2 separate regions of the Homo sapiens genome follow, and region 2 is linked to region 1. Evidence: chromatin loops called from intact Hi-C (ENCODE). Cell type or tissue: Caco-2. All regions are shown on one strand. Each heading gives the region's core, and the rest is flanking DNA. Links, peaks and the distances in the headings are about the cores only. Region 1 has its middle 120 kb from the start of LINC02093. Region 2 overlaps LINC02093 (long intergenic non-protein coding RNA 2093).

Region 1 (5,388 bases), core at 200-5,199:
TTTGTATTTTTAGTAGAGACGGGTTTTCACCATGTTGATCAGGCTGGTCTCGAACTCCTGACCTCATGATCCACCTGCCTCGGCCTCCCAAAGTGCTGGGATTACAGGCATGAGCCACCACACCTGGCCTAGACTGTTGTTATTTTTCTACAAGATTTTTACTCTTTCAAACAGCTCATTCCCTATGTTGTATTTTTATTATATATTGTTAGGCTCTAGCATGAGAGATATGAAAGATTTTTACTTTTTTAATAAGATTTAGCCTATTCCAGCACACAAGTAACTGTTTCATAAAAATCAAGAAAAACTGACCGTAAAACTGTGTTTAGCCTCTTTTTTTCATAATTTTTTTTTCTATGGATAACTAGGTTTTATTATTATTAATCTGATTTTTTAATTGGGCAATTTATACTTCCTAGGAAAGTGAACATTTCATCAACATTAAAATTTATTATCATAAAGTGTTATATTGTATTATTTGTGTAGTTTTAATACTTCTTGATATCTGATTTTATATCCCTTCTGCTTCTCAGATTGCCTATTTTTTCTAATTTTTTTATTAAGACTATTCCACCTTAACATTATATATTTTATTATCCCTTTCAAAGGACTAGCATTTGACTAATTTATCAATTTCACTTTTTTCTTTTCTGTTTTATTAATTGCTACTTTCATTTTATTATTCCCTGGCTTCTGCTTCCTCATTTAATTCAGTTCTTATGTTACCATTTTTCTAACAAAAAAGTACAATAGTAGTAATATTTGTAAATTTCTTAACGGGCTTTACTATTTTGCCTAAAAAATAATCTTCACCCCTGTTCCCGTCAGGCATCCCATTTGCCCCGGAAGTAATTAGGAATTGTTGCAAAAGGAATTCAGGTAAGAAGACTGAAACAATGAATGTTCAGCTTCTGGTATTTAAGAGTAGGATTTTGCAGCAAGACATACCTTTGTCTTGAAAAAAAGAGTCTCTAATTCCTCCTTCTCCTACGTAATTAGATTGAATGATACAGGCTTCAGGGGCTAAACTTTGAGTATTTAGTACGAGTGATCCTATCTTGCAGAAGAAAATGAAATACAGCTGAACCTTGAACAATACAGGTTAGCACTGCATAGGTCCACTTATATGTGAATTTTCTTTCTCCTCTGCCACTCCTGAGACAGCAAAACCAACCCCTCCTCTTTCTCCCCCTCCTCAGCCTACTCGACCTGAGGGCAAAGAAGATGAAGACCTTTGTGATGATCCACTTCCACTTAATGAATAGTAAATGTATGTTCTCTTCCTTACGATTTTCTTAAGAAAATTTGCCTTTCTCTAGCTTACTTTATTGTAGAGATACAGCATGTAATACATATAACACACAAAATATGTATTAATAGACTGTTTATATTATCAGTAAGGCTTTTTGTCAACAGGAAGCTATTAGTAGTTTGGAGAGTCCAAAGTTATGCCTGGATTTTTTACTGTACAGGGGATTGGCGCCCCACGCCCCCATGCTGTTCAAGAGTCAACTGCAGATTGTACCTTTCCAGCTACTGGAAGAGCTATAGAAGCAAGAAGGCAGGTGAATGTGTCACTCACTACCCTCCCCCAGGCTCTCATCCAGAGAAAGGGAGATGGATAGATAAATCATTATTTCATAAGTAGGCTATCATTGAAGTTCTCATTCTACAAGTTACTTCAGAAAGTATTTTAAAATCTCTTTGTATTTGATTTGGGTTTTTTTCCCATCTTATCCCTTTTTAGTTAATTTCTAATTTTATTGCAAAGTGATAAGAAATTATGGCTTATACTATTTTTCTTTGGACTTTTTTGAGAATTCCTTTGACGTTTAGAATGTGACAAGATATTTCCAAGTGCTATTTGCTGTTTATGACCTTCATCCAATGTTTATATACTTTATTGCATTTTTAAATTCACAATCACATTTTTTAGTAAAAAAAATTTGATCTCATATTAGTTCACTTTCCCTATTTTGTTCTATTTTTGTATTTTTGTTTTAATTTTTATAAGCTTATTATTAAAGTTATAAAGATAAATTAATGTCTTTGGTGTTTTTCTTTTCCATCAAAAGTCAAATAATGTATTCAAAATGAAAAATATTCTCATATATTTTTATCAAAATTGCTTCATTTGCTCCTCATCATGGTCTTATAAGCTAGATAGGGCAATTTACGTAAGTGATAACTTAGAAATACATTGAGCATCACAGCTTTGACACGAATTAGTAAGATAAAAACTTGGGAAAATGTAAAAGGAAGTAAATTTCTAGAGATGGAAAATTGAAAGTTTAAAAATTAAATTCATAAACCAAATACTGGACTAATTTGCAGTTCAATAAATGTTTATTAAATGAACAAACAAAATTTCCTTAGCTGCAAGTTGAGTTAACAGTGAGAGATAGTTAGGCAAATACATTCAGCAGCTACAATAGGAACTCTTATTTTGGATTAACATTCATGTCATGATCCTCTTGTGAATCGCAGAAATTTGAAAACCCAGATGGATGGACTCAGTAGAAAAAGTAATAATATTTCTTTAAGATTTTTGCAATTTTCTTCCTATTATTGGTCTTATTTCATATCTTACTTTTTCATTTGTCTTCTATCTCATTTCTATAATAAATCAAGTTCCATTTCTGAACAAATTGGACTTCACTGATGTCAATATTGTTTTTCCATCTTTTCATTAACAAGCTTGAAGGCAGCAACAAAAGCTAAGTAACCTTCACCTTTCGACCGAAAAAACTGGGTTGCAATAACCATTCAATTTCAGGTTCATCTTCTCCTGCTATTCAGCAGTCAACCTGGAGAGGTGATCATGGGTCTGCATTAGGGCAGCCCAGAGGGTGGTCCCCATAAGTGAGGTTGAGGTCATTGCAGGGGCAGGGTGAGAGGTCAGGCGTTTCCTGCTGCACCTGGAGGATATAAATGGGGATATTTTAGTCTCTAGCACAGGCCACTCCTTAGCCTGAGAGAGCACAAATATTTACAGAAGGAAAAATAAATAGGAGTGCTGCTGCATTGCCGGACAGTGCTGCTGAACTTAATGAAGGGTTTCTTTCCCCCTATGGATTTCAGAGCAGCCTGAACTAAGATATGCAAACAGCATATCTGAGATTTAATGGAAAGGAAAACATGCATGTAGCATAAAAGCCCCACTATTATTCCTTAGCACTTAATTGTAGGTGAAATGCATAGCAGTGGCTTTCTGATGTGCCACTCTGTCCCCCTGCCTGTGAAGCAGGTCAGCTCTTCAGGTAGTGACATGGTCAGATGGCACCTGTCAGGAGCATTAGCCTCCTGAGGACCAGGAAGCAGTGATGTGCAGCAACATTGGATGGATTTATGATGAGGTGACACCCAGCAGCAGTGCCAGGGACAAACCAGGTGACCCCTGGAAAGCTTTGTGTTCTAACAGGAAGGGAAAAGGGCTGAAGCCAAAGAGAACTCAGTATAAACCCAAGGTCTTGCAGGTGCTCTATAAGCTTGGGACATATACTTTATTCTTTTCTTTTCTCCTTTTGTCTTTTTTTAATTGACATAATTTATAAACAGTAAAATGCATATTATCATTGCACATTGCACACTGGATGTCACAAGATATAAAATACTTTATTTCTACAAAAAAATTCCTTGTGTCCTTTTACCACTCCTCTCCAAGAACAAGCCACTATTCTGATTCTGATTATCATGGATTAGTGGTGTCTCTTCTGATATCACACAGTACCCATGCCTTTGTGGCTGAGCTTTTCTCATTCTACCTAACGACTGAGATTCATTCATGTTGCATGTATCAGCAGTTCATTCTTTTTTACCAGTGAGCAGTATTTATTGCACGAATGCATCACAGTGTATCCATTCTCCTGTTGATATGGACATTTGAGTTCTTGATAGTTTGGGCCATTATAATTGTTAAATAAAATGTATGGGAGGCCATTGGTTTGGACTCAGCTCCTGCCCTAGGCTCCAACATACAAAACCAAAATTAAGTCACTTGTGCTAAAGTTCCATGTCATCAAATCAAAACTAAATTTATCTGACCTTCCAAGAAGTCAGGAGAGATGACAGCCAAATCCCTGAACAGTCCAGCATTTGTCAACACGATAAGGAAGTCTCCTCTGCTCTAACCCTTACAAGGAAAGTAACCTTAAGTAACCTGATATTAACAAATCCACTTTTTGTACTATGTTGTTTTCTTGCTCCTGTTCAAGCTACCTCATCAAAACTGGCTGTTCTGCCATGCACAGCAAAGCACCTCTCTATTTTTAGACGAGATGCTGCCCAACTCATAAATCACAAATAAATGCCAAATAGATCATTAAACTACATTTGCTGAAATTTTGTCTTTTGAAATAAAGCTGCTTTTAACATTTTTTTCTGCAAATGTTTTTTGAGACATATGCACTGATTTTTCTTGGGTACATAGCTAGAAGGAGATTTGATGGATCAGGTAGGGTAGGAATATGTTTAACTTTGAAAAAAATAAAAATAAGACAGCCAAACAGTTTTCTAAAGTGGCTGAACCACTTTACAGTGTCAATAGTCAAGTAGGAGAGTTTCAGTTAACCCACATTGTTGCTAACACTTAATATTGTTAGACTTTTTAATTTTAGCCATTCAGGTGGGGGTGTAGTGGTATCTCATTTGGGTTGTCATTTGCATTTCCTCAATGAATAATGATATTCAGCACCAACCCTTTATATGCTTATTGACAATTTGGATTACCTTCTTTTGGGTAGTACCTGATCAAGTCTTTTGCCCATTTTTACTTGGAAAATTTTGTTGTTGATTTGTAAAATTGAATCATATATTCTGGACATGAGTTCTTTGCTAAATATATGTACACTTTAATATTTCTTTTTTTTTTTTCTTTTTGAGATGGAGTCTTGCTCTGTCATCCAGGCTGGAGTGCAGTGGTGCGATCTCGGCTCACTACAACCTCTGCCTCCCAGGTTCAAGCCATTCTCCTGCCTCAGCCTCCCAAGTAGCTGGGATTACAGGCACCCACCACCATGCCCAGCTAATTTTTTGTATTTTTAGTTGAGACAGGGTTTCACTATGTCGGCCAGGCTGGTCTCAAACTCCTGACCTCGTGATCCGCCCATCTCGACCTCCCAAAGTGCTGGGATTACCGGCATGAGCCACCATGGCCGGCCCAAGACTCAGATTTTTTTAAATGGACATTGAGTCACTGCCTGTTACTTGCTGTACTTGGGTGGGAGTCTGGATAAGCCACAACCATAATAAGCTTTGTGTTGCCTTTTAAAGCTATACTAGGGGAGTGCTGGGCCTCCATCAGCAGCAAACTCAGGTGAAGTGGCACAGCAGAAAATGTATTTGGTGTTTCCTTTACCTTCTTCCTGCTTCTAACGATATGCTATATTA
Region 2 (5,388 bases), core at 145-5,144, 110 kb before region 1:
CCTAATGATTAATGTCAACATCAGTGCATGAACTTACAAAAATAGCCTAACATTTTTGGTATGTTTGATAGTCAAAATGAATATTTAAATAAAATACACTTTTGAACACAAAAAATTGTTTCATTGCTATCTAATAACAATTACCAAAAGTAAGAGAGTTCAGTGGATATTGGTAAAGGGGAAATGAAGAAGTTGCTATGTAATTATTGCAGTAAATGGGGACTTAGGTATTTTGGTTTAAAGAACTTCATGATTCCAAGTAGAGACCTAAGATGTATAACTAGGATAATGAATTGTATTACTCAATCTCAATGGAAAATTCTAGAGACTGCCATCCATTAACGGAAGTTGTTTTTTTTTTTTCCCCCAACACTGATGATCCAGAAAACAAGCTCATATTACCAAGTGTGAAATTACAGCAAGTCTTACAGGCTGGGAACTGGAAAAGAGCTTCCCCATCATGGTGGATTATACAACCAGTGGTGGAGAGTAACTCCAAAATATAGCATCTTTCTACTCATCTTACTAAAGCTCAAAGAAGGTGATCTACAAGGTACATGCAAAGGTAGATAGGCAGAATAATATTTTATGTTAATTTTAAACAAACAGGGTACTTCTTCAGTCTTCTCTGCAAATAGGACGTGTCAGCCAGTTTTCTAAGACATTGTAAATGGTCCCACTGAATTGCCTTAAATTTAAGCTTAGGCCCAAACTATGCTATAAACTGCTTGGTAGATACCATTCTGTATTTTATTGATTAATATTTCTTACAGGGGATGAGGTATGAAAATGAAGAGAAAGAGTAAACTTTCTTTACTCTTACTATAACCAATTGGCCTAATAATTAATGTCAATATCATTCCACAAACTTACAAAATAGCCCAACATTTTTGATAACCAAAATACATACTTAAATAAAATACACTTTTGAACACAAAAATTGTTTCATTGTTATCTAATAACAGTTATCCAAAGTAAGAGAGTTCAGATATTGGTAAAGGGAAAATGAAGAAGTTGCTATGCAATTATAGTAGTGAGAGGGGACTTAGGTATTTTGGTTACAGTATATGCTAAACACTGTACAAATATTATTTTGTTTCAGCCTAGCAACAACCATGTTATGTTTCTCTTTTATAGATAATGAAAACAAGGCTCAAAATAAAAACAAGAAATCTTTATGAAATTACACAAAGTGTATGTGTTTGAACTTGGATTTGCTTCCAACTCTGCTTGACTCTGAAAACCATGCCCTTTCCTCTACATGATATGTTCATATGCTCTACCCCACTTATGGGTGGAAACTCCTCCGTCAAGCTTATTTAATCAATGAATGAATGACTCTTCTAAAGGCAGATACCAGCAGGTTTGGTGGTAGAGCCAGTCCTGCAAATGTGCTCAATGTCTTAAGCCACCTGACAGCCAGACTCCATATGAAAAGATTTAACTTCTTATTAAAATACCTATAATAGTCCAGGTGCAGTGGCTCACACCTGTAATCCCAGCACTTCGGGAGGCTGAGGCGGGTGAATCACGAGGTCAGGAGTTCAAGACCAGCCTGGCCAAGATGGTGAAACCCCATCTCTACTAAAAATACAAAAATTAGCCGGGTGTGGTGGTGGGCACCTGTATTCCCAGCTACTCAGGAGGTTGAGGCAGAGAACTGCTTAAACCTGGGAGGCAGAGGTTGCAGTGAGCCGAGATTGCACCACTGCACTCCAGCCTGGGCCACAGAGCGAGACTCCATCTCAAAAACAACAACAACAACAGAAAAAAAGCCAAAACCAAAACCAAAAAAACCCTAAAATACATACTTCCATCTTCAACGCACGGCCCCCTTCCCCCTCCGGGCCATGAGGAGCCATTCGTTGCTTTGTTCTTCTGTACCTATCTGAATGATTTTTGACCCCTAAAGGTGTCTGGGTTGGTTTCATTCTTACTCCCTGAATCTCTGGAGAAAGTTCAAGTCGGTTTACTTTGGGCTGATTTAGGCCAGAGTTGGGCGCTGGCATGAGATGCACTTTGAGACAGAGACTCTTCTGCTTTAAACTTATTGAAGCCTTTGAGTGCCTGGCTGAGATGCTGAGTTCAGCTGAAGTGAATACTAGGGGGCAACAGACCTTTTCTTGCAGATGGAAACCAGTCATCCTCTAGACCCACTTTCAAGTTTCTGGCTGTCTGTCCCACCATCATCCTGTTAGTGTCCATAATGTTCACTATGATCTTTCTAGCTCCAGAAGCTCATGCAGAACACATTAGACCTAATCAAACAGGAAATCTGGGTTACTCCACACAGGAAACATAAATTTTAGGCTCTGAATCTAAAACAAACAAATGAAAAGACTAGATCAGAAAATCTCCCTTGCTTTTTTTTTTGCATCTGCCAAATAAACAGATTGTCATCAAAAGAGGCATCCCTTCATTTCCTACAAAGGACCAACAACGCAATATACATTGATTGATTGATTATTTCTCTTGCCAAGCAAATAATTCTGGGATGTAGAGGGGAAGAAATTGGAAAATGTAATTATCAATTACTGTGTGTTGCCATCAGAAGAGGAGGAAGTCTGCCCAGAAGACAGGCATGCACCATGGAAGGAGGAAGGCTTTTAAATGCTCTTAAGTTCCCCTCTTTCCTGCATTCAGAATTTGCTTGGGCTAAATGAACACAGATGACAATACAGAACCCATAGGGATATTTTTAAGTCCCTCAAACCTGGGGGATCTTTCACATCATCACCATTTTACTATTTCTGTATTGAATCATTCCATAAGGATCGTATGCACAGTCCTACTCTTTTTTGGGCTGCCCTGCGGCAAAGACAAAAGCTCTCTTGGGCCATGGAGACACTGCTGCCTTCTTCCTGTCTGCACTCTCCTGAAGTAATCAATGTTTATGGCTGCAGTTACAGTAAAAATAGCAAAAGTCAATATTTGTGCTCCGTATCTGTCAGATAATAAAGCTGGCTAAAGGCATGGCCATATGACATCTGCATGCAACACACAGGAGCTGGATCCACCCCCCCAACCCATCCTTCCAGACAGTTTGTCTAAAGATGGCGTCATATTTGTACAGCTGACATTCTCAAATCCCCCATGTGTGTCCTTAGGGAAGCTCAGAATTTTTGTTTGATTTTTGATCCTGTTGATTCTGGCTTTTAGACTGGAAAAATGTTTAAAAGAAAGAAAGAAAGAAAACATAAAAGTAAGAAAATGAAACAAGACAGAATAACCGCTCAGAAAATCTATCTAACAGTCTTAAGTTAAATAGAAAAGTTCTTCCCATCCCAGCCACCCACTTCAATCTAACTGAGGTCCCTAGTTAGTGATAACCTAGAACTGACTCTGTAAATTTTCAACTATTGCTGTTTACACCTTGCTTATATCCAAAAAGATAGTAAAAGACAAGAAAATGATAGAAAGATTATAATGAAAACCCCTAAAACCAGGTGGGAAATTTGAGTTCCTTTGAAGGGTTGGATTTTAGTTAAAGACCTAGGATTCAGCTTCAGCTCTGTGACCTTGGGCAAGTATTTCACTGTAAATAGGCCCCAGATTTTTCATCTATACAGTGGGAATATTAATCAAATCTAATATATAGCATTGTTGCAAAGATCAAATGAGATACTGTGGGAAAAGAATTTTGTGCAACATTTGGTAACAAATACCACTGATCGTTATCATCAAAGGAAAGAGATTTTTGAGTGAAGCAGCTTTACTTATTCAACTACTCAGCCTGGTTAAATGGCTAATTCAAATCTCTGAAAGAGGTAAATGCGTTAGCCGGGCATGGTGGTACCCGCCTGTAGTCCCAACTACTCAGGAGGCTGAGGCAGGAGGATCACTTGAGTCCAGGAGATCAAGGCTGCAGTGAGCCACTGGAATACAGTGATAGCACCACTGTTTTTCAGGTGGGGCAACAGAATAAAACCATGTCTCAATAAGAATTAAAAAAAAAATTTTTTTTAAGTGGAAATTTAAAACCCTAATTTTGAAACTCACTTTGATGTTCCATTTATTTAATATTATTATTAACCTTCCATAGCCGAATTCTTATGCATTTCCATCTTCTTCAATATTTCCAAGTTAGAATGATTGTCCTGGCCGGGCATGGTGGCTCACACCTATAATCCCAGCACTTTGGGAGGCCTAGGCAGGCGAATCACCTGAGGTCAGGAGCTCGAGACCAACCTGGCCAACATGGAGAAACCCTATCTCTACTAAAAATACAAAAAATTAGCTGGGCATTGTGGTGAGTTCCTGTAATCCCAGCTACTCAGGAGACTGAGGCAGGAGAATTGCTTGAGCCTGGGAGGCAGAGGTTGCAGTGAGCTGAGATGGTGCCACTGCACTCCAGCCTGGGCAACAGAAGGAGATTCCATCTAAAAAAAATCAAAACAAACAAAACAAAAAAACAGAATGATTGTCCTAGTCTGGGGACATAATTGTCATTTTCTTTTTCTCAAATTTGATCCCAAATTTCCAGTCAGGAACCCCACAGCATTTCACAGTCTCTTTGAGCAGTCCTTCCCATGTAACCTCATTTCCTTCTTCCTCTACTGCAATTGATTGCATTCAACAAACTAGTTTTTCCTCTAAAAGTGACACACTGTGTAGTAGGTAGAATGATTTTAGGTGGCATATGGATGAAATTCTGTAATTCTAAAAGTGATTTATTTTAACACATTTTAGAGAAAATATAATAGCAGACCAAATCCATGATTTCCCAGCTACTATTCTTAAGGTTGAGAATAAAGCCATAGAAAGCTAAGCATTACACCATTTAAAAATGATTAAATAGGCTGGGCGCGGTGGCTCACACCTGTAATCCTAGCACTTTGGGAGGCCGAGGCGGGCAGATCATAAGGTCAGGAGATCGAGACCATCCTGGCTAACACAGTGAAACCCCGTCTCTACTAAAAATACAAAAAATTAGCCAGGCGCGGTGGTGGGTGCCTGTAGTCCCAGTTACTTGGGAGGCTGAGGCAGGAGAATGACGTCAACCTGGGAGGCAGAGCTTGCAGTGAGCGGAGATCGCGCCACTGCACTCTAGCCTGGGTGACACAGCGAAACTCTGTCTCAAAAATAAAATAAAATAAAATAAAATATTAATAAGGTGTTACATACTTGCCCATATTTTCCAGTTTTTTACAGGTCAATGGGGTCACGTTACTGTAAGGCAGGAGCATTCTGGAGCTTGCGTGCAACTTTCCCATTGTCTCTGACCTTGCCATGTGACTGATGAGGCTGAATGTTCCATATGATGCCAGTATTAGATGGTGGAGCCAGCCTCCATCATTCTGGGTACCCGAATGATTGTGTAGAGCAAAACCCCCATCAACCCATGACAGATGTGTAATATGAATGAGAAATAACCTTTTGTTGTGTTAA

The links. Peaks named below come from ENCODE experiments on the same cell type or tissue, not always from the same donor. Only the 100,000 strongest peaks of a DNase experiment are listed, where the experiment ranks them.
Region 2: a loop joins it to region 1, with 9 times the contacts of the local background. A loop is called at or near these places in 1 of 110 quality-filtered maps.

The regions. Positions count from the first base shown.
Region 1 is chr17:13,180,594-13,185,981 of GRCh38, reverse strand. No RefSeq gene overlaps it. Among named protein-coding and RNA genes, the nearest start is that of LINC02093, 120 kb to the left of the region's middle. In Caco-2, for the core only: no CTCF peak of the experiment used is centred there; a DNase peak (open chromatin) is centred at 2,881.
Region 2 is chr17:13,294,984-13,300,371 of GRCh38, reverse strand. It overlaps LINC02093 (long intergenic non-protein coding RNA 2093), which reads left to right. Exons shown (of 5, transcript NR_146885.1): 4 at 385-553; 5 at 1,138-1,191. Among named protein-coding and RNA genes, the nearest start is that of LINC02093, 9.1 kb to the left of the region's middle. In Caco-2, for the core only: no CTCF peak of the experiment used is centred there; a DNase peak (open chromatin) is centred at 3,011.